Linked DNA regions of Mus musculus: region 1 is linked to region 2. A link is a contact called in ENCODE Hi-C or POLR2A ChIA-PET data. All regions are on one chromosome and are shown on one strand. Each heading gives the region's core, a stretch centred on a gene start or an enhancer-like site at or near the end of the contact. The rest is flanking DNA. Distances are from core to core; before and after follow the strand shown.

The links. Hi-C counts contacts between places; a loop is a spot of excess contacts on that map. ChIA-PET counts read pairs that join two places held with the same protein, here RNA polymerase II (POLR2A).
Region 1: POLR2A ChIA-PET joins it to region 2 with 36 read pairs in Patski. The contact joins the promoter of Npnt here to the enhancer-like site in region 2. A Hi-C loop is called at or near these places in 1 of 37 maps with a recorded cell type or tissue (Patski). POLR2A ChIA-PET finds 5 or more read pairs at or near these places in 1 of 5 experiments (Patski).

The regions. Positions count from the first base shown.
Region 1 is chr3:132,947,672-132,953,107 of GRCm38, forward strand. Npnt (nephronectin) reads right to left here and starts at 2,620. Exons shown (of 14, transcript NM_001287101.1): 1 at 2,302-2,620; 2 at 376-476. The coding sequence starts at 2,372.
Region 2 is chr3:132,868,212-132,873,618 of GRCm38, forward strand. All of the region lies in intron 1 of Gm29811 (predicted gene, 29811), which reads right to left. Among named protein-coding and RNA genes, the nearest start is that of Gm29811, 7.7 kb to the right of the region's middle. Within about 2 kb of position 3,365, at least 1 of the 3 ENCODE cell types and tissues checked has a DNase peak (open chromatin) inside an H3K27ac peak, as active enhancers do.

The DNA.
Region 1 (5,436 bases), core at 1,370-3,869, 79 kb after region 2:
CGTTCAATTCCTAGAACCATCGTGTTGGCTCACAACCACCTGTAACTCCAGTTCCAGGCTATCCTCCAGCACCAGGTGGTGCACATACATGCGATCAAAACACCCTTACACATAAAAGAATAAAATACATTGTGTTGTTGGACAACACAGTAAGTGGCTCTCTGTAAATGGCAACGCTGGCACTGTGACACAGGTACCTCTGATTAGAAAGGGGCAGAATAAAGATTTGGGTCAGATCTGCACAGTTAAGACTTATTCAGTAATGGTAAGCCCTCCAAAGTGCAGAGTAAAGTCTAGAACCATCACACACACACACACACACACACACACACACACACACACCAAGGAACAGGAGTCTCCAGCCCCGATACTCACGTTGGCACTGTCCCCAGGACTGGCGGGCCCAGCCCCAGCAGCAGTCAATCCTGCCTCCATAGCGACATAGGCCGATTGAAGAAACTATTTGCCTGGGCCACCTACCAAACAAACAAAATATTTAAAATAAATAAAGACACCTGAGATTTAAAATAATTTCCCCTTTGTTTTATTTAGAAAATGTATATATACTTAAACCACACCCAGTAATTTTCTACAAGCTCCTTACTGCCTGCAAGGAATTGGAGAATAAGACACCTTCCCAGTAGTAGTCCTACAGTGATCTAATTTCTAATTGTAAAGTTAAATGTACACACACCCAGCCCACAGGAGTAGGGAGAAGAAACCAGGTTGGCTGCAACCAAGAAAGCTCAGGCTACTATTCACGGGATGGTTTCTGAAAGCTTGAAATAAAACAGATTAGCCAGACTCACAGCTGTTGGGGGCGGGGAGGAGGGGGCAGTTTTGACTAATGCACCGGGACGCTGAAATGTGCTGAATAACAGATCTGTCAGAGCAGAAAGAATGTTTGCTTCGTATAAAGGGCAGATAAGGAAATGGGCAAGAAGAGGAGCTTATTCAAAAATCAAATGCAACCAACCAAGCTCTTTCTATACAACTGCCTCCTCCTCCTCCTCCTCTTCCCCACCACTGCTGTAAGAAAAGCCCAAAACCAGGCCGTGAAGAGTGTCTCAAGTGTCCTCGTATTTTACAAGCTGTCTGCATCAGCAATCCACATTATTTCCCTCTCCGATGTAAAGTGTACCCAGAGAGACTCCAAGTTTAGGATGCAGATTTATGCATCAGATCACACTTACACCTGTGACTGTTAGCCTGTTTAGATTCACACCTACCAGACTTTCTGGACACCTAGGCTGTGTGTGTGTGTGTGTGTGTGTGTGTGTGTGTGTGTGTGTGTGTGTGTGTTTCTTTGTAAATGGACACCTAGGCTGTGTGTGTGTGTGTGTGTGTGTGTGTTTCTTTGTAAATATGTGTGCCCCAAAGTAATGCACCACAAATCCAAATGTGGGCAAAGAATTGCTTTTGGAAAATAAAAGGCTTAGCCTCTGGCTGCTTTCCACTCTTCTTTAAACTCTTTATCTCTTCAATTCATCTTCGCTTTACCCTCAGGCTCAAAGTACAAAACAACCCCAACTTCTATTTCCTCCGACCAGGTGGTGAACCGGGAGCGGGTGCCTTTTTCTTCCGCGCTCCGAGGCTTTTCCTCTGGTCCCCTCCAGGGACAGGAAAGCCAATCAATCCTGGAATTGATTCGTTCCAAGATTGCAGGTAAAACAGGTGCGGCATCTTCAAGGCAGCCCTGGGACAAGCTCTGAGGGATGGGGACAGGGGTGAGTGGTGGTGTGAGCCAGCGGGAAACCTGTCCAGCTGAGGCCTTCAGTGGGGACTGAGCCCGGGATCTCCGGGGAGATCGCGCGGTGCGCTGCCTTGGGGGGACACGCTGAGTGACAGCAGAGACCCTGCCGGAGGTTGTTGGGACCTGTCAGAGCAAGCAACAGTCAGGCCCGCCAGGTCTGAGCGGTGCCGCGTGCTACACACACACACACACACACACACACACACACACACGCACCCCGAGCGCCTCCTCTCAGTACTCATGTTAAGCTTGTGTACACCGTCCCCCCTCCGAACCACAAACCGAGAGCCCTCGGGTGCCATTTGTTCCAAGTACGGTCCTCGCCGCCACCCTTTGTCGAATCGCCGGGTCACCTGCAAGTTTCCCCTCGGGACACAGTCCATCCTGATCACTGGCTGTAGGGACGCTCCACGCGTCACCTGTGTCCCTGCTCCTGCCCGCTCTCACCGCACACGGGGCACGAGCCTCTCTTTCTCCTGAGCCCGGAGCCAGGCTGCTCCACTCGAGGTCCCTGAGGGAAAGGGGAGGGCACCCGAGACCCGCCTCACCTCCCGTCGAAGTCGGCAGCCACCTGCAGGTAGAGCGAGGACGCGAGCACCGCCGCTAGGAGCACAGCCATGCCGGAGGACCGGGACGCGGGGACGCTGAAGGTTGCGGGGAGCTGCGCGTCCCGGGATCTCCCGGCCGCCTTCGGCGCGGCACCCGCGGCTGCTGGGACGCACAGAGCGCAGCGCGCAGCCGGGCAGGTCTGCGGCGGGCTGGCAGAGCCCCTCCGGCTCCCTCCTGGCGAGGGGAGGCGCTGCGGCGGGAGCCGCGCCGCCCGCGGGGAGGGGCGAGGCGGGAGGGACGCGCCGCGCAGCCCGCCGCCCTCCCTGCCCCGCCGCCCTGGTGCCCTGGGCGCGCGCCGGGGCTCGCCCCTCCCCGGGCCCCAGGGGCAGGGGCGGCTCAGGGGCGGGGATGCGGCGCGCAGGCAGCCTCGGCCACGGGTGGCGCTTGCCCCCGGGCTGCGAGAAAAGTTGGGAGCAGAGCTAGGGAGAGGGCTTGTCGGGTGACCTGCCTGAAAAAGTGAGCCCAGCCGCCAGAGGCTGGGGCGACAGTGGGGTTGGAAGTGGAAGTACGCGTTCTGTGGGGGTAGACAGATGCCCCCCCACATACACACACAGGTGGTCTATAGGGGAGAACCCAACTTTTCTGCACCTACCGGAGGGGTTCCTGGACTGATGAAGGCAGGCAGACCCAGATTGCTTCTCCTACAGAGCTGGAATATCCCTGCACCTTTTAACGGGGGTGGGGAGTGTGGTGGGGGGGGTTCGGCTCTCAGGTCGAATTTTGAAGAAGAACTCTGGGCTCAGGAGAAAGAGAAGAACCTTGGAAAACTGTCTGTGTCCTGAAGCTCCACTTGGTGCACCCCCGTGGGTAGGGCAAGTGCTCCACCCCAGAGGAAGGGGAGTTAGTTACCACTTAGCTTGTGGTGTAGCTGGTCTTGAGGGGACCTCTTTAGAACCATTTGAAGTAGTTACTGAGCTATCATAAAAAGCATTGCACCAAAGGACTGAAAAGAAATGATTTTCATAAATATACGTTCAAACTTAAATCATTCCCGTCCTTAGGCCATACCCCCAATGGCTGGCTGTCCTGTCCTCTCTCTCTTCAGTCCATGATCTCCTGGCCTGGCACCCTCTAGGCATGCATTGAAGAGGTTGTGTGTATAGCTGAATCTCACTTCCTTGCCTAAAAGTCACCCTAAAAGCCAAATATGAATGCTGTTTAAAATTCTTATCTTCCCCTCTGGTGTCACGTCCAGCCATACTTTGCCTTCCCCCCCCCATTGTACTGATCTTTTCTCTTACAGCATAATTTGTTTATCTATGTCTTCTTTCTGTTGTAATGTAAACTCTCCAAGAAGAGCTATCTTTGTTTAGTGCCTACAACATTGCCTGGCACATAGTAGGTGCTCATAAATGTTAATCGAAAGTATTTGCTACCGTACATTCAACTGTCACTCCGTTCGCATCATTTTAAGGTTTCTGCTACTTCAAATTGTTAACGAAAAGTTCTGTGCCAGTTTGGTTACACTATCCTGATTTATCAGTATGTGTAAAAACAGGACTTTTCTGCAAGAAAAGGAAAAATAATAGTTCTTTGATTTCCAAGTTGCTTCTGTTAGCAAAAGAAGTTTCTATTTTAATCTCAGAAAATTATCCTTGCCGGTTCAGGCTTGGGACACTGTTTGAGGCAAACAGCTTGGTGTCATCCATTTCAGATGCTTCTAACAAAGTCCAAAATAGTCTAAGAGGCATAATATTTTTTTCTGCAGAAAAGTCAAATGTTTGTCAGTGTAATGTAGGCTTGCTTCCCGACCCCACTCCTTGGTGGCATGCATTGCTTATTGGCTCCTGTTCGGTTCCTGAAAGAGCTCCATTGGCACAGTGGATGGTTGGGTTAACCTGCAGGCTAGAGAATAACTTCAGAAGAGGGGAGAAGAGTGATAGGTGGAAATAAGACAGTGACTGCACACTTCTCTGACATAGGTAGGGTTTTTTTTTTTGTTTTGTTTTGTTTTTTTTTTGGCCCAGAAAACTTCCACATTCCTTCACTTGAACAATCTCCACTTATACTTTTTGGATCCATGCTTATATAATTTTTTGGCTTGTCTTCTATTATATGGACTTCTATAATATTATATGTCTCCAAGAGCAGCTCTTGGCAAATTATGTTGTCATTGCCTCTCTGCCACATTAGGTCTTTCTAGCCAACAAGAAGCCAAAGGTAATTCCTCTCGTGTCAGTACATCCTGGGTGCTCGGCCCACTGGCTGGCACAAGGCTTAAATAGGTTGAATGGACAGGCACACTGTCTGTTGCACACTCGCTCCTGCCTGGAGGAAGTGGATATTGTATCAGTCTCTTGTATCATGGCTTGAGGAGACGATAAAGGATTCCCATGGTGTATCAGGCCATTGTGTTATAACTAATGAACACTAGTGATTGTGTTGTGCCAGAAAACATCATGAACCCCCAAAAGATCACCAAGGGGCTGATTCCAATGCAATCTCACTAGGATCTCTTTACTCAAGCTCGAGCTTGGGCCACACCACTGTCTCTGATGCAGGAGAACAGGAGGGAGCCTCCAGCCCATATAGAGGCAAGAAGCAGGTATCTAGCCTGGTACACATCTGATTGGGTGGCATTATGGCCTTTAACGTAATTGGCTGGTGCTAGGAGCCAAACCATAAACTTAACTTCTGCTTTCCTCCTGATTGGTGGTTGTTAGGAAGTGAAGTGCCAGGGGCAGGCCTGTAACCTGGAGGTGCAACTTGATGGGGAATAACCTAGAAACTGGTGTTAGACACAGGTCTTGTTGGGGGGTAGCCTGGAAACTGGTGCTAACCAGCCTGTTAGTTAACTTGAGTTCAACCTTGAGGTCCGGTTTTCTAAGATGGAGTCTGAACCCAAAAGATTTGGTCTCTCAATGAAAGGGAAAAAAAGCCATGGGATTCCCAGACGGCTTCACCAACTTGATCACTCTTGTTCGTTCTGTGTTGGAGATTAAATCCAAGGTTCCGTGCATGCTAGGCGAGCCCTCTAACCATTGAGCTGCATCCTCTGCCCCACTCTTTCATTTCAGCCTTAAAACACATCAGCAGGAACGAGATCAAATATCCTGCTTTTAGCAATAGCCGCA
Region 2 (5,407 bases), core at 2,115-4,614:
CCTGATGTCTCTACCTGCAGCGTTCAGTGTATATCAGAAAACTGCAGCATCCCAGCCTCGCACTGGCAGGCACTTTCATGTGTCTAGGCTTGCACACATTTTGTGCACCAAGGGAAATTATGTGAGCAATATCAGCCCAAGCTGATTTCACAGCCGCACTGAGTTAATTAAATGATTGCCTTTTTATTTTGCAAAGTGTGTTCGGGCTATTCATTCAAAAGACATCAGCTGAGCCTTAGTATGTGCAAAGCATGGGGCTCGCCGATATTCCAGTGGCAAAGAGGAATTCAGCATAGAAGCTGAGGCTCAGTCTTACAGGGAAGGAAAATGGGCTCAGAACTCAAACCTGACTGGCTGGTATAAGGCAAAGCAAAGGGAAGAAAGTCTCTAAGAGAGGCTTGATGTGATGGTGCAGCCTCCAAGTTCTGTCCCTTCAGTGGGACCTTCTGCAGAGGACAGTGAAATACCCGTGCTATCTGCTTGCAGGTTTATTGAGAGGCGAGACAAGGTCTCTAGAGGAAAGGGTTGTAGTAACTGCAGCAGAGTTTGAGACGGGAGTCACCCTCTCATTCTCTCTAGGCAATGTTAACATCTTACTATGTTACAATGTTAACACCTTACTAACTCAGCGAGCTTAGGAAACCTACCTTATCCTCTATGGCCTCTGTTTTTCTTTTCTCTAAGCTAATCATGGTAACCCTTATTGCTAATATATAGGGAAGACCAAAAGGCTAGCCCACTTCCACATGGCTAACTCCCCTTACACATGGCCTTGCAGTTCTGCTGTTTCCCGGAGGTTAGCTGGCCATGATCCAGGGCTGGCAGGAGAAAGCTGATGGTATCTATGGAAAGGTTTCCTGCTTCCTAAATAGCCCCTATTTCTAAAGTGTCAAAGTCAGAAGCCTTTGTGCAGAGCAAAGTTAGGAAACTTACAAACAATGACTAGGAGAAGTCACCCTGGACTCCAGGGCTGCTTCTCTCCCAGCTATGAATGTACCTGCCACCTACACACAGTCCTTCACTGTGCCAGGGCTGTAGAGCCTCTGCGTTGAATTTAACCTCTGTTTGTAATATAGTCCCGCATCCTGCAATACAACTTCAGAGCCATTCTTTCCATGTAGAAGACTAAAGGTAATAAATAGTATTTCCCATCCCACGGGGCTAAGGTTAATGAAAAACATTTTATTATTGGCACATCAGGCTAGTGGCTGATGACATGAGATGTTAGAGCCATCTTCATTGCTCTGTTTGGAAATTTTGGTTTGGAAATGATAATCTCTTTTAAAACGTGAAATTTCTAATAAAATAAAAAGTACATAGTGTTGACGCATTAAAAGTCAGCTAGTTGAGGGGTCCAGAGGTTGCTTTGAAAGATGGGTGATGAGCTGCTGGTCTCATGGATGTCAATGCTTCCTTCCATTGCAGGATTCCAGCAGGCAAGACTCTTAGGAGAGCAGGAGAATCCCTGTCTACAGGCCTCCCTCACCCCCAACTGTGGCCACTGTGCTTCTGCAAGAGTGGACGCAGACCCAACCTGTCTTTACCAACCAGTGTGGTTTCAGCTGAACTCTTTAGGTCTCCGTTCTTTGTGTAAAAGATAAGGAAAATAACCTTTCTTCCTACAATGAGAAGTTTCAAAGAAACACTATGGGTCAGCAGAGTGGCTCTGTGGGTTCTCCAGGAGGGATTATAATTAGTCACAGTGTCTGTGCCAGCTTCCTTTTCATATTTTGTTCTGACTCTCAGCAAGTGGTAGGGACACTTGCTCTGTGCCATGCCATCCTTCCTAGGTTTAAGCTCAAGCAATATCTAACTCTTTAAAAAAAGAAAAAGAAAAAAAAGAAAAAAGAAAGAAGAAAAAGAAAAACAGCATGCCTTGCCCGATTGGCTAATTAATAATCTATCTAGTTTAGATGGCAAAGGTTTATGCTCTTTAGGAATCTGAGCTGCATAAACCTAGACGGGGTTTGGATTCCCCATGCCTTTTGACTCACAGCTATTTATTCCAAGGTTCTCTTACTTCAAAGGTCGGTAGTCATGGTCTCATGACCACCAATGGATTTCTTTGTCTGGTATCTGTTCCCTAAATAGGCTTCTTTTCCACGAATGTGCCATGTAAGGTTGTTTCTGTTCACATTCCGCTTTCTGCCCTGGAGAATCTCCAAAGCCTTACTGGACTGAGGGTAGCTCGGTGGGTGATGGCAGAATGGTCCATTCACCTTGCTCCTTATACAACTGTGATTTATGCATAGTCTAGCCTTAGGGGTTAATATCCATTGTCCCGTGGTCTGGTCAGGTAAGCTCTAGCCATCACATACATGATCTCTGCCTCCTGGTGTCAGTCATTTGAAGAGCTATGTGCTTTGAGTCTGGAACTGGAATGTAAATGTTTGGATATATACACATGTATTCACTACCAATATGTTAACACTAGACAATCTAAACCTCCGACGAGCACAATGTTAATAATAAGAGGAAAGACTTTCTAGTTCTGTGCTAAGAACACATTACTCCTCAAACTGATCTGCATTAAACCCTGTAGATTACAGTAAGTACGAATCTAAACAGAAAGAAGGCACATCAGTGGCCAGGTACTATAGCTTTGAATTCCTGGGCTGCAAAGGCCGATAAGGATGCTTGGGATTCTGATCTACTAGGTACGTGATGTGATGAGAATGAAACTCTAGAGGTTTAAAGTCCTGTAACTTAACTTCCCAGACAGGGCCCCTACAAGAGAAGGCACGGGGCCTGCAGACAACCCAAATGGAGGTCTGATTCATTTGCAGTTCTTATGGTGTTGGCTTTGCTATGGCCAGGGATTCTACCATTGTTGAGAGTCGATAGAGGCATCGTTGAAGCCTCCTGCTTGCTCCCATTGCCTGGGAGGAACAATGAACACTTGCTGGCCGACCCCTCTGTATGCCCCCAAATCTTAAATGGACTGAGCCCAGCCCACATCTGAGTGGAACAAGAGGTTGCTGGGGCACTCGGATGAATCCTCGATTTGGATGGCATGGGGTGTTTCAGACTCTGTAGGGATGTCAGGCCCAATATGAAGTCCACTGTCTACACTTCTCTCCTCATCAAGCAGGCCACGCCTTTCCCTTTAGTGGAGTCTTTGAGTTCCAGTGCAGAATGCGGTCACCTCAAGGGAGTCTTTTTGTCAGAGCAGTGACTCTTGATTTCACTCACAGAGATAGATTCTCTCCCTGGAGCCTCCTCCAAGACCCCGGAGCCCACAGCAACCACCGATGAGTCAGCTCAGATTCTCTCAGGTCACTGCCAGCTCACCCTTTCCATCTGTGTGAGTCACTGAAAATGTCAACCTCGGTTCAGTTTCTGTGCCCTGGGTACTCACCAGCCACGGTGTTAGTAGGTGACCCAGGCCTGGCTTCCTGCCCAGAGCTCCTTTGGCCTGGGTTTCTGCAATTTGGCTGGAAGCAGGAAGAACTAACCTTGGTTTGGTGGCCCACATCCCGAGTGCCCTCTTTTCACAGGACATCCGGCTTTTTTGTCTGCCTTCCTGACCAGGTCCTATGAAGTCACTAGTGCTGCTACAAAACTCCTCCTCCATTACACCAGGTCCACTGTGAGAGACAGGAGACCGTAGGACCAGGCAGAACAGCACTATTGGGCAATCGGGGATCTTAGTGAATTGCATCTCCTCTCCTCTGAATAAAGAGTAAACTGAAAAAGACCACAGCAGAGCCTAACACATCAGTTCCACCAGGGATTTAAGAATGCTGCTTGCATTTGTGACCACAATGGCTTCCTCCTCAGAGATATTCTTGACCAGAACTGCTAAGCAATTCTAGACACCAAGACTGTCCTCTTCTCTGGGCAGTCTTTACTGGGGCCTTAGGAGTTTGGAAAACAACTGAACCATGTGGAGACTTCAGGGAGGCCTGGGAGAAGAGGCTCCATCAGTCTTGCTTGACAGGGAATCATGGGCCACGAGTACGGGCAGAAACATTAGTATTCACCAGTCTATCCTTATAGGGGCAGAGAAAAGGCAAGCAGGGAATGTAGCCAGATCCCTAGAAAAGATAGAACTTGCTAAATTCGCAGGTCGATGGGAGCCCAGGCAAAGGGAATTACCAGTTTGAACTCCACCTAAAAACTTCCATTTCTACACATGTAAGGAGAACTTATATGAAAAGAAAGAACCTAGAGGCAAATGAGAAAGGCTAGAGGGACTAGAAAGATGGTTCAGTGGTTAAGATCACCAGCTGCTCTTCCAGAGGATCAGGGTTCAATTCCTAGCAACCATGTGCATGGATGCTCACAGCTGTCTGTAACTCCTGTTTCAAGACACCCTCATACAGACATACAAGCAAAACACAAATGAACATAAAATTAAAAAAAATCAATTTAATTTTTTAAAAAAGCTCATTTGTTATAAAAGGAAAAAATTTAAAAATCTTTTAGAGTGGGGAGAAAATCGTTAAGAAGAGAAGATTTGGGGATAATGTAAGGATGGCAGGAAGTACTATGTTTCCAAACATGGTGACATATGCTTATAATGCCAGTGCCAGGAAGCAGACCAGCCATCCTAGCTACTTGGAGAGTTCCAGGCCCGTGAGAAACCCTACTTCTAAAAGCAAGGTGGACAGTTCTTGTAGAAGGATACCTGAGATTGTCCCCCGGCTTACACACACACACACACACACACACACACACACTCACTCACACACACACAGCACCACAAACATGCTTCAGGAAACATTAAACAGAGCGAAGGACAATTTAGAGAACTAAGTGCTCACTGTCTCGTCGGGTTTCTTAAATGGACAAACACATGCGCTGGAACCAAAACACACTCGGTCTGCAGAGGAAGAAGTAAGAGAGGCTGCCATTTCTAAACAACAAATGATTACTCAAAACCTTCTAGAAGCTCTGCTCAGACGGTAACTTTGAAAGAAATCACTGCCTCTGTTTACGAAAGCAGCAAAGAGCTTCACGGAATATAAACCAAGAACTGCGTCTTCACTATTCACGTACTTTTGAGTTTTAAATATAACTAGATTGACCCTGGTTTCAATATGAGATCTCTAATCTCCTTTGAGAATGCCTGGAGTTCAGATGTGGTGATGCTGGGTCGAAGGGAAGTCTTATACTGGGGACAAAATAGCCACTGACCTCACATCAGAAGCTGCCAACCACTCCCTTCAATGTGAGGATTTCCTTCATGCCCAGGAAACCACAGGGTTTCTATAGTAGGTGAACAGAAGGGTGGGGTCAGGCCACGACTTGACGCTGTGTCCTCCCGAGGGGGAGTGTGATGAGGTCGCATAAACTTGGAAGCAACAAAAAGGGACTTGTTTAGAACAGCTGGCTAATCTTCCTGGATTAGCCAAGATGGAATCAAACTTGACAAGACACTTGTGAAGAGTAGCAGGTCACAGCA